Regions from separate parts of the Homo sapiens genome. Here region 1 is linked to region 2. A link is a loop called in an ENCODE intact Hi-C map of the cell type or tissue named here. Cell type or tissue: endothelial cell of umbilical vein. All regions are shown on one strand.

Region 1 (5,000 bases), 350 kb before region 2:
GCCAACCAGGATATTGATGGCCAAGTAATCAAGAGAAATTAAGGATGGATTATCAGGAGGTCAAGGGTAATTCTTCAGTAAAAATCTCTCACACAATTTTCATCAATTTCATATCTGAGCAAGTTTTCAGACTAGAGCCCATTGATTGAAGAAGAGGCTGAGTTACAGAGCAAAAGGATTTTGTAACACCACAGCAAGTGTGTATGGTAATTACTTCCTCAGTTCTTCCCCCAAAAGACCTATGACCATTTACTCAAGTAACCATACACAGAGGGAAGAGGAATATCAAAATGTCTGAAGGGTTTTTGGACATCTATACCCCTTGAAAATCAAGTAGACAGGATTTGATGTAAGTCAGCATCTGTCATCAGCCATACCAGTTTTGGCACAACAGTCACAAAACAAAATATCCATGGTGGTAGAGTTGGAGAGTACACATAAGCCAGACATCATGAGGTCCCTTGTACTAAGTCTTATCTAGATTTCACTGCTGACCAACGTCCCGCCTGCCAGTGAAAAGGACCAGTGATCCTCCATATGGCACTATCCCTTGAGAAGACCAAATATCCAACTGGTGGCAAGTTGATTACATTCTAATAGAAAGGGGTAGTGAATAATTTTGACTGGAATTAACACATATTTTGGGTATAGATTTTCTTCCTTTGCTCATAAGTTCTTAGCCTGTACCACCATACAAGATTCTTACAGAATCTTTGATCCACCAACATGGAACCACACATAACATCACATTAAACCAAGTAAACCACTTTAGAGTGAAGCAGAGTTGGGAAGAGGTAGAAATACTCAGCAGCAGAGGGCATACTCATATGGGTATACTCAGATGAGTATGGGACCACTGCTCCTATCACATATCAAACATCCCAGAAGCTGCTGGACTCAGCTGACCTTTGGAAGACTCCCTGAGGTATCAGATTGGAAATAACACCTTTCAAGGCCAGTACACCACCAGTACTTAGAATATATGGATCTAGAATCATTAGGTAGATGGAGAAGTTGTCCCACTATCATCACTGTTAGTAACCCACTTGGTGAAATTGTGTCTCATCTTCACAACTCTAAGCTCTTTAGGTCTGTAGGTCTTGGTTTGCAGAGAGAGATATTTTCCGCAGACCATGTGTCTACTAGGGTATCTGTCAGTACTCTCCTACCCAATTTTGAAGGTCAAATGTAGCAGTTACGGACTGAAAAGGATGGTGACCAGTGTTTAAGACCCCTTAGAGATGACCGTCTGGGTTGCCTCACAAGATAAGCCACTTTGACTTGCAAAAGTGCTAGCTGAGGATGAGAGGAAACTAGAATGGATCTTAGAGGAGGTAAATGGTGAGAGTCAGCTGTGACCCTAAGACCAGCTGCATTGCAGGGCTGAGGTTCTTCTTCTAACCTTCTTCTTGTAAGCTTCCCCTTGAGAGAGGCTAACCAGAATTCTTGAGGACCTGTTCCCAGATGAGGTAACTTAATATTTCAAGACAGTGAACCTGAGCATGCAAGGAATAACCTGTAGTGCATGCTGTGGTGTGTTGTCCAGGCCACCCTTCAGGACCAAGACACACATTTCCCCAGACGCCAGGCAATGGCCACTGATAATGCACAATATAATTTCTCTAAGGAATTGCTCTTGGCTGAAGAGGGCCTCCTTGCCTAAGGTTCCGCCCCCTTCTACAGGCAATCAACTGCAATGGCTGATCAAAAACCAGGTCCTTTTGTCTCAACTCCAAATAACTCTGAAGGGCCATGCTAGCTCCAGAGTTCCCAGTAGGACTAGCTGAGGTCTTTGTCACAATTGCTTCACAGTTCAATTTCTACCTCTCCGCAACTCTGCTTCCTTCACTCTCTTATGTATGTGGTTCATAAAACCACTCCCCAAGAAGTTCCCTGCATGCAAATATCCATCTCAGAGTATGAGGGACTGGACCTATAGCACCAGGATACAAGTTTTGTATGTAATGAACACAAGAAAAACTGCCCTCCACCCCAAAAATTGCCCTTGATAGGAGAGGTAATGCCTGGATTCTAAAAAGAGATCTGTCTCCAAAGCACATAAATTATCAATAACATTTAAACAGAGAGAGATGCCAGGGAGAGTATGCCTAAAGAAGCCAAAATTCTGATTTTTACCAACAAGATCATCTAGAAAGTCACCTTGGACAGCAAAGTCTCACTAAAGCTTTTGGCATAGTCATGCATGAACTTTTCTAAGAGCATAGATTTTGCTCTCACCTCTTGAACTTATAGGACTGTCACTTCTCTGAGGAGGAAAGGTCAGTTTCCTAAGGGAAATCATTTTCTGATGAAAATGTATGGAAGGGTTTCAATGGCTTCACTGGTCTCCTTTATGGAGGAATGTACCAAAGATACCAACAGGAAAATCATCATAATGATAAAATACAGATTTCTATATAGTCCCTAATGGGAAGAATGGGAAACAGAGCTTGTGTCCAACTGCCTCCGTTTCTCAAATAGAATTTTTAACCTTGGCCAGAGTATTTCCAGAATGGCTTTATACTAACTTGTACCAGAGATAAAATCTCCCTGCTAAAATAGCTATAATATTAGTCACCTTAGGGGGATGCTGTCAGGCTTTGTAAAGTACTTTGTAGCTCCTCAGATAAAAGCAGAGATAAAGCTGCAGTGTTATTATTTCTCAACTTGGAGGGCTATTTGGCTAACCCTCTGCATGAACTCACTCTAATAAACTGACTCAAAGCCTTATATAGGCTATAAATCCCATCGCCCACTTCATTTCAGCAATGACAGGGAAAACACGATGACCACTTGTTCTGTCGGCCTCAGGAAGTATCACCCTCCCACCCTGAGGAAAAATCAAAACTGAGCAATGAATTTCAGATGGTGTCTAATGAGATATACCATTTCTGTCCCCCAAATCCTAATGTCTTTAGACAAAATCATCTTAGGTCCTCAGTCTGTAAACCAAGATGCTCCATGATCCAACCCCAGCCTCCTCCTCCTCATCTTCATCATCTTAACTGAGGCAGGGATGGCTAACTGTACACCTAAACCCATGCTCCTCCAACCTGAGCCTAGAGAAGGTGCTGGGAAGCCTCCGTCTAGCCAGGAACTGTGTTTCTCACTACCTACTGCATCCAACTAGGGCTGCAGAACCCGTTTCCACCAAAAAAAGAAATGTTATTTTCAGGCCTATGTAAAGGCTAGGAGGAGTTGCGTTTTCCCCACTCCAATTGCTGTTGACTACATGTCAAGGGCACTGAGATTCCTGGGGGCAGTAAAGTCATTGAATTCAAGAATCCCTGAGAATAGGAACATCCGCATAAGACTGAAATATGACTAAAAATAGATATTTATTGTGTTAAGCATTGCAATGTGGAGGTTTATTTGGTACAATGTCTAATGTTCCCCTAACTATACAAGAACACCTTTTGAGCCACTGCTATGTGCTAGGAACTTTTCCAAGAACTTAACCTAAATATCTTTTACTCCTGACATTAAGCCTACAGGGTAGCTACTATTATTATCCACATTTCTCATATTGGAAAATGAGGCATGGAAAAGTTCAGCAAAATGTCCAAGGTAGCAGTGAAGCTAGAACCGGGACACAGGTCCATCTCAGTTCAGTGCTGCATCCTTAATGACCCCAGGATGCTGACTCCATTGACCTCCCTTCAGCTATAGCTTCATCCAAGTATGTACCTCACGGCTGTCTTACTGCCAGGAATGACTTTCCTTTCATCCCTCAATTCCTGTCAAATGCAACAAGGCACTGCTAAACTTCCAGCTGCCTCTGAAGCAGTCCTTCCTACTTATGATTCATGCGCCTCTCCTCAGCTTCACCTTAACACTCATGTGTCCTTCCATTACCAGAGAAGAATGCATTCCCTAATGAGACTGTAAATCTCGGAAGTCAGCACTACCAAATCTAGCCCAGAGCTTTAAACATGCCCTGGCAGAAGTAGGTGCTCAGGAAATGTTTGCTGAATTGAAAACTTGCATTTGAAACACAGGGCAGTGAGACAGATGGCTGTTTTTCTTGATTATATGCTGAGAGAACTGCAAGATCCCAGGATCAAATGATGGCACAAATCCAGAAGAGTCTTGGTTGAGAAAGGAGAGGTTTTTCCACCCACTGCAGCTGAGCAGGGTGCTAATCCTCTGGTCACACACAGGGAACTGGTACTTAGGGCCAGCCACGTATCAGGAACACTGGGATGGAAGGGATCCTGCCTAAAACTGTATCTATCCTCCATGCCATAGACACAGTTCATTGAGGCCTGAATCTTTATGATTAAGGGTTCACTTCTTGACAAAGGGTGAATATTTTCAGGCATTCCTATCTTGATACAAATGGGTTTGTTAGGCCCTTTCCTGAGTGAGTTTTGAAGAACCCTAGCATAAGTGCAGACTTGAGGAGGGAGAGATCAGAATTCAGCAATGAGGGGAAAGAACAGTTAGGACTTGGAAGTCCAGGTTTGCCTGCTTCACAGGAGTGCTCATGGTTTGTCTGAGCCTGAGATTGGATCCACAGAAGATCAGACACCTCTTTTCAGAAGGGGAACGACTAGTGACGGCCTCTCTGCCTTATCCAAACCTGAGTCTTCTTGAAAGAGGATTAAAAATTCCTACTCTTGGCAAAGACTAAACACCAATGTTCTTTGGCAAAGATGCTGTGGTGGGTGGGAGTATATCAGCCACTAAAACGACCCTAGGGCAGCAAAGTACACACAATTAGTTTCTAGAGCTTCATTGTCTACTCCAATCAGTTTCAGGAATCACCTGTCACCATCTCCCTCTAGTGCCAGAGAATGAAGTTTGTGCAGAGTAAAATGATGAAAGAGCCAAAATTTGCTAGAACAATACTGGTCTTGAATGTTCCAGTGCTAAAGGTTATAGGGGCTGTTAGCAAACTGTAAAGGACTAAACGTTGATTTGTTAATTATAGATAGCTAAACCAAAATAAACAATATTAGCAATCCTTGTCCCCTTGTCCCCAGCCTCAAAGGGTATGA
Region 2 (5,000 bases):
ATATCTTTATGACCCCAAGGTAGAGAAAGATTCTTAAACCAGATACAAAAAGTAGGACCATAAAACAAAAATTGATAATTTGGACTATATTAAAATTAAGAACTTCCAATCCTCAAAAAAAAATACATATATACCATTATGCCAGAGAAAAGGTAAGGCACAGAGTAGGAAAAAAATTATTGTAATGTGTAATGTAAAGACTTTTACCCAAAATATATTTTTAAAACTCCTAGAAATCAATAACCAAAAGATAGACAAGTCAATAGAAAAAATAACAGTAAAAAGAAACTGGAAAAATCACTTCCCATGAAACTATCCAGGGCCAGATACAGCATGAACCCTTCATCTCCCATGAAGAGGCACCCAGGAGTATGTGGGGAGGGAGGGATTAATACTTCAAAGGGCAAAAGTAAAATAGGGTCCGTGACAAAGGAAATCCTCTCTCTTTAAGTGTGTCTTCTCTTTCTGATCCTCTTCTGTTCTCACAGGATGTGCCATGCACCCGCTGTCACAGCCCCCTTTGGAGGAGAACTTTCTCAAAGCCCCTGCAGGAAGAGCAGCCCTGAAGCTCATCCAGGGAGTGTGGGCCTGGCCAGAAGGAGACAGGAGCTGCTGGATAAATGCTTCCCTCTCCTGTGCCTGAGGATATGAGGCACAATCGATTCCTGAGACACAGGAGATGCAGGTTTCAGATTCTCAGAGGACCGTCCCTTGGGATTGAGCACTCAGTTGCCTTGGGTGTGGGCCAACTCAATAATGCATCTTCAAATCCTCACATTTGGTTCTCCCGCCTTCAACAGGTCATTCCCCTGTCCCTCACTCCTGCTCCCTCGGATTACACTCTCCAATAAAACGGTAGCCCATTCAGCCTTGGCTCTGCTTTCTGGGTGACTCAGGCTAAGACAGCATGGTTCTCCCTCCTCCCCAACATGTTGAGTGTCCAGAGCTGCTGTAGATTCTTCCCCCGCCAGCACCACCCTCCCACCCCAGAAATCCTATAGCAACAAGAAAGCTCTGATGGTGGGCAGCACACCAGGGTGTTAGCACTGTAAGTAGCATTTTCCAGGCAGGCTGTCAGGGGAACATGCTGCCTGAGGGTAAGACCAGATCAAAGGAGGGGTCCTGGGATACAGCCCCTACTCTGCAGATGCCTTAGGCAACTTTGCCACGACTCCTGGAGCCCCCGGCTCTGCAACTGATATCTTATCTTGCCCCAAACCAAACCAGCTTTTTACATTTCTTCATACACAGCACACAGGAAAGACTCAGTCATGATGCATTTAAAGATCTTTGATGCTAAATGAAAGTAAAAGGAAAAAGATTTTTTCAAAATCCCCTTTCAGAGTCCTGAGCCTAGAGGCAGTGATGGGCTTTCACAACTACAGGACAATATAGCTACAGCTATTTTTACCACATCATTAATTGAGTTTAAAAATTCTGATTTCAGAGTCAATTTGGGGTATCACACAAATGTACATACGGATTAAAAAGAGAAAGGTAGTAATTATTTTTCCAGAGTCACACTGATTTCAGAGCAGCCACCTTCTCTGCTGTGACAATACAAGTTTCCCAATCACTCCCTGTTTACACAAAGTTGAACTTGTGTCAGATCCTTGTAAACAGAACACAAAAATGTGCAAGCTGCTGTACAAATTAATTATTGAAATTAAGTACTCACTGTCTCTAGAAAGTCTTCTAAATTATTTAAAGAACCCAATTTGCTTTGATTGTGAAAAAATAAAAGCCCTTGGATTCCCATATTTCAGGACAATTCAAACATGGAAGAGGGGCCCAGGTACAGAGAAAATGTAAGCCTACGTTGTAAAAATATAATACAAAATCATTAAAAAGCTAACATCAGTGCCGTTTATGATCAGACTCAAGGTATATCTTAAACTGAGTATAGGGTTGCTATGTGTCTACAGCCATGCCACCTTAAATGCGCCTGATATCAGAAGCCAAGCAGGGTTGGGCCTGGTTAGTACTTGGATGGGAGAGGGGTCTCACTCTTGTCAGTTTTTATTTTAATATTATATATTATCTTTCTTTTTATTATCTCCAGATCATGCTTTTTGAGCTAGGGTTCTGTCATCTATGACAGAGGTGCTATATCTAGTGACTTGAGAGATGACTTGCTATTTTATTTCCATGTCTTTCTTCTTCCAGGTGGTGGTGACAGGCACTGGAGGGACAAGTAGGTAAGAAAACATTCCCCGGAAATCTGGGAACTTGCTGAATCTTTGCTTTGTAAAAAGTCCAGGCTTTCCCCAAATCACCACAGACATGACTTCTACTTAACCTCTCTGAACCTCAGTTTCCTCAGCTGTAAAATGGGGGAAAGGTGCCTGCCATGCCTATCTCACGGGATAGTCTGAAGAATCATCCCAACAGGCAGCTTTCAACTGGCTACACTCTATTCCTTTGTGTGAACCTAACATAGTAACTGCAGACAACAGACCAATAGGAGATTCTTTGATCGGTGGGATTTTTTTACATGTCTTCAATGAATCATATCTCTTTCACAGCTGCTATACCTGGACAAGACCCTAATTCTGGCTTCCATTTCTGGGGTTGAGGCGGGGCAGCAGGTAGCGGGAGGGATTGTAACCTGTTGGTCTTTATTGCCACCTAGTGGTCAGGTGGACAAATAACATCAAGTTATCCAGTGGATTTGAAGCACGTTAGAAAATTAATTCCAAAAAAACCACCTGCTACTTTAATCCACCACCTAATTAATTGTACACAGGGGGCCCCCCTTATATAAACCTGTTAAAAATCAAGTAATTATGCTGTGATGTAAATAAGTCCCTAGTTCATCTTTGCAAATTAAGAATTGTACATATGAATCAAGTTATTATTTTTAAAAACTTATAAAAACAAACTTTTACTGTCTGAAGGCATTTATGAGACTCCATCAAATGGTTTCATTTGTTCAAGATATTCTCCAGATGGAGATAAAATATTAAATGCTAAAGTCAACTCACAGATTTAAATCCATGTGTTCACATGGCAGAGAGAGCAAGCTTTCTGGTGTCCCTTTGTTTCTGTTTTGTTGTTGTTGTTGTTGCTGTTGTTGTTTTCCCTGAGACGGAGTCTCACTCTGTCTCCCAGGCTGGAGTCCAGTGGCACAATCTTGGCTCACTGCAACCTCTGCCTCCCGGGTTCAAGCAATTCTCCTGCCTCAACCTCCCGAGTAGCTGGGATTTCAGGCGCTCGCCAACACGCCCTGCTAATTTTTGTATTTCTAGTAATGATGGGGTTTCATCATGTTGGCCAGGCTGGTCTCGAACTCCAGACCTGAAATGATCCTCCCACCTCTACTTCCCAAAGAGCTGGGATTACAGGCATGAGCCACCGTGCCCAGCCAGTGTTCCTTTTAATAAGAACACCAATCATATCAGATTAGGCCCCATCCTTATGACCTCAGTTAACCACAATTACTTTCTTACTCCAAATACAGTCACGTTGGGGTTAGGGCTTCAACATATGAATCAGTGGTGGATAAAATTGGGTCCACAGACAGTAACAGACAGGGATAAAGTGACCCTGTCCATCCTGGGGTAGCAAAGCCACACCTGCCCTCCCACCCAGCCACATAAACCAAAGAGCTCAGGTCTCCAGGTTACCACTGTCTCTAAAAGAGGCAGAGGGAAGAGAGGGAAAGAGAAAATGTGTGGGTTCTCTCCCTCGTGGCAGCCCTGTGGGGCACTTGCCTCTCTTCTAGGTAATTCTCACAGCAGTCTCCCCAGAAAGGGATTGTCTCATTTTACAACAGCTGAGGAAATCATGGCTCAGAGATATGGTGAGCGCTTTAGAAGGCATACTTGTTCCTGGCACAGGTGGGATTTGAGCACTTCTCACTACCCCAAAACAGTCCTTTGAAGGGCATTAGCCCATGGGCCAGATCAGAGTACTGCCTACTAGACTAGGGGTCCTAATAGGCCCTAGAGGATTCTCTGACCCTCAATCTCCTCATCATAAAACAGGGGTAATAATGTTTTGCTCACAAGGTTGTTCTGAGGATTAAGTAAGATCATGTGGGTGGACTGCCAGACCCAAGCCAGTGCTAAATCATGGTGGATTCCCGCCTCGGCTTCCCTCCAAGAGCCAACACGGAGATGGGAAGGCAGCTTCACCAGAAATTACTAAGCATTTTCCAGCCCCCCAGATGAACAAATTATAGGGTACAAAATGAATGAAAACAGCTTTTTTACTCGCCCAGCCATAAAAACTTTGCTCTCCAGATTTTAAAGCCAGGGAGCAGGGTGGTGAGCCCCTCAGCAGGCTGAGGCATGGAAAGCCACCGTCCCCTGCACCAACCTCATGGAGAGCCACTGTCCCCCGCACCAACCTCAGAACTCCAGTCCTCAGCCTGGTGCTCACCTCAGACCCTCACCACCCACACAGTCATCAACATTGTAGAGCTCAGACACACCCTCAACTCATCTGGCTCATGCCTCACATCCAATGAGGCCCGTCACTCCTGCCTCAGCAGCATCTCCTGCTCTGCATCCACCCTGCATGGGCTTGCTTGGGATGCTGGTCATTTGTCACCTGCGTGCACTTCAACAGCCCCACACTGGTCTGACCAGTCACTCTCTCTGTTCCAGGCCCAGGACCATATTGCCATCTATACTTCCTATACAGATACAGGAGAGGGGATTTGCTATGGGAGTTGGCTTGAGCAGTTATGGGGCCGAGAAGTCCGACGATATGCCATCTGCCAGCGGGGGAAGCAGGGATGCCGGCGGTGTGGCACATTCTGAGTCAAAAGGCCTCAGAATCAGGGGATCCAATGGTGTAACTGTCTGAGGCTGAAGGCCTGAGAACCCAGAGGGCAGATGGTGCAGGTCCCAGAGTCCAAATGCCAGTGAACCTGGAGTTCTGATGTCCAAGGGCAGGAGAAGAGTGTCCCAGCTCCAGCAGAAACAGTGAATATGCTTTTCCTCTGCCTTTTTTTTCTATCCAGGCCCTCAACCTGATTGGATGGTGCCCGCTCA

The links. A loop is a pair of places that touch in the nucleus more often than their neighbours do. Peaks named below come from ENCODE experiments on the same cell type or tissue, not always from the same donor. Only the 100,000 strongest peaks of a DNase experiment are listed, where the experiment ranks them.
Region 1: it touches region 2 in a loop (4-fold over the local background); 1 of 110 quality-filtered maps calls a loop at or near these places.

What each region holds. Positions count from the first base shown.
Region 1 is chr3:159,189,300-159,194,299 of GRCh38, reverse strand. The region is part of intron 1 of IQCJ-SCHIP1 (IQCJ-SCHIP1 readthrough); the gene reads right to left. All of the region lies in intron 1 of IQCJ (IQ motif containing J), which reads right to left. Among named protein-coding and RNA genes, the nearest start is that of SCHIP1, 81 kb to the left of the region's middle. In endothelial cell of umbilical vein, no CTCF peak of the experiment used is centred here; DNase peaks (open chromatin) are centred at 2,669 and 3,879; H3K27ac peaks cover 1,534 bases.
Region 2 is chr3:158,843,575-158,848,574 of GRCh38, reverse strand. No RefSeq gene overlaps it. Among named protein-coding and RNA genes, the nearest start is that of MFSD1, 44 kb to the right of the region's middle. RefSeq lists enhancers at 957-1,026, 1,197-1,246, 2,401-2,695. In endothelial cell of umbilical vein, a CTCF peak has its summit at 2,623 (motif pointing left); no DNase peak of the experiment used is centred here.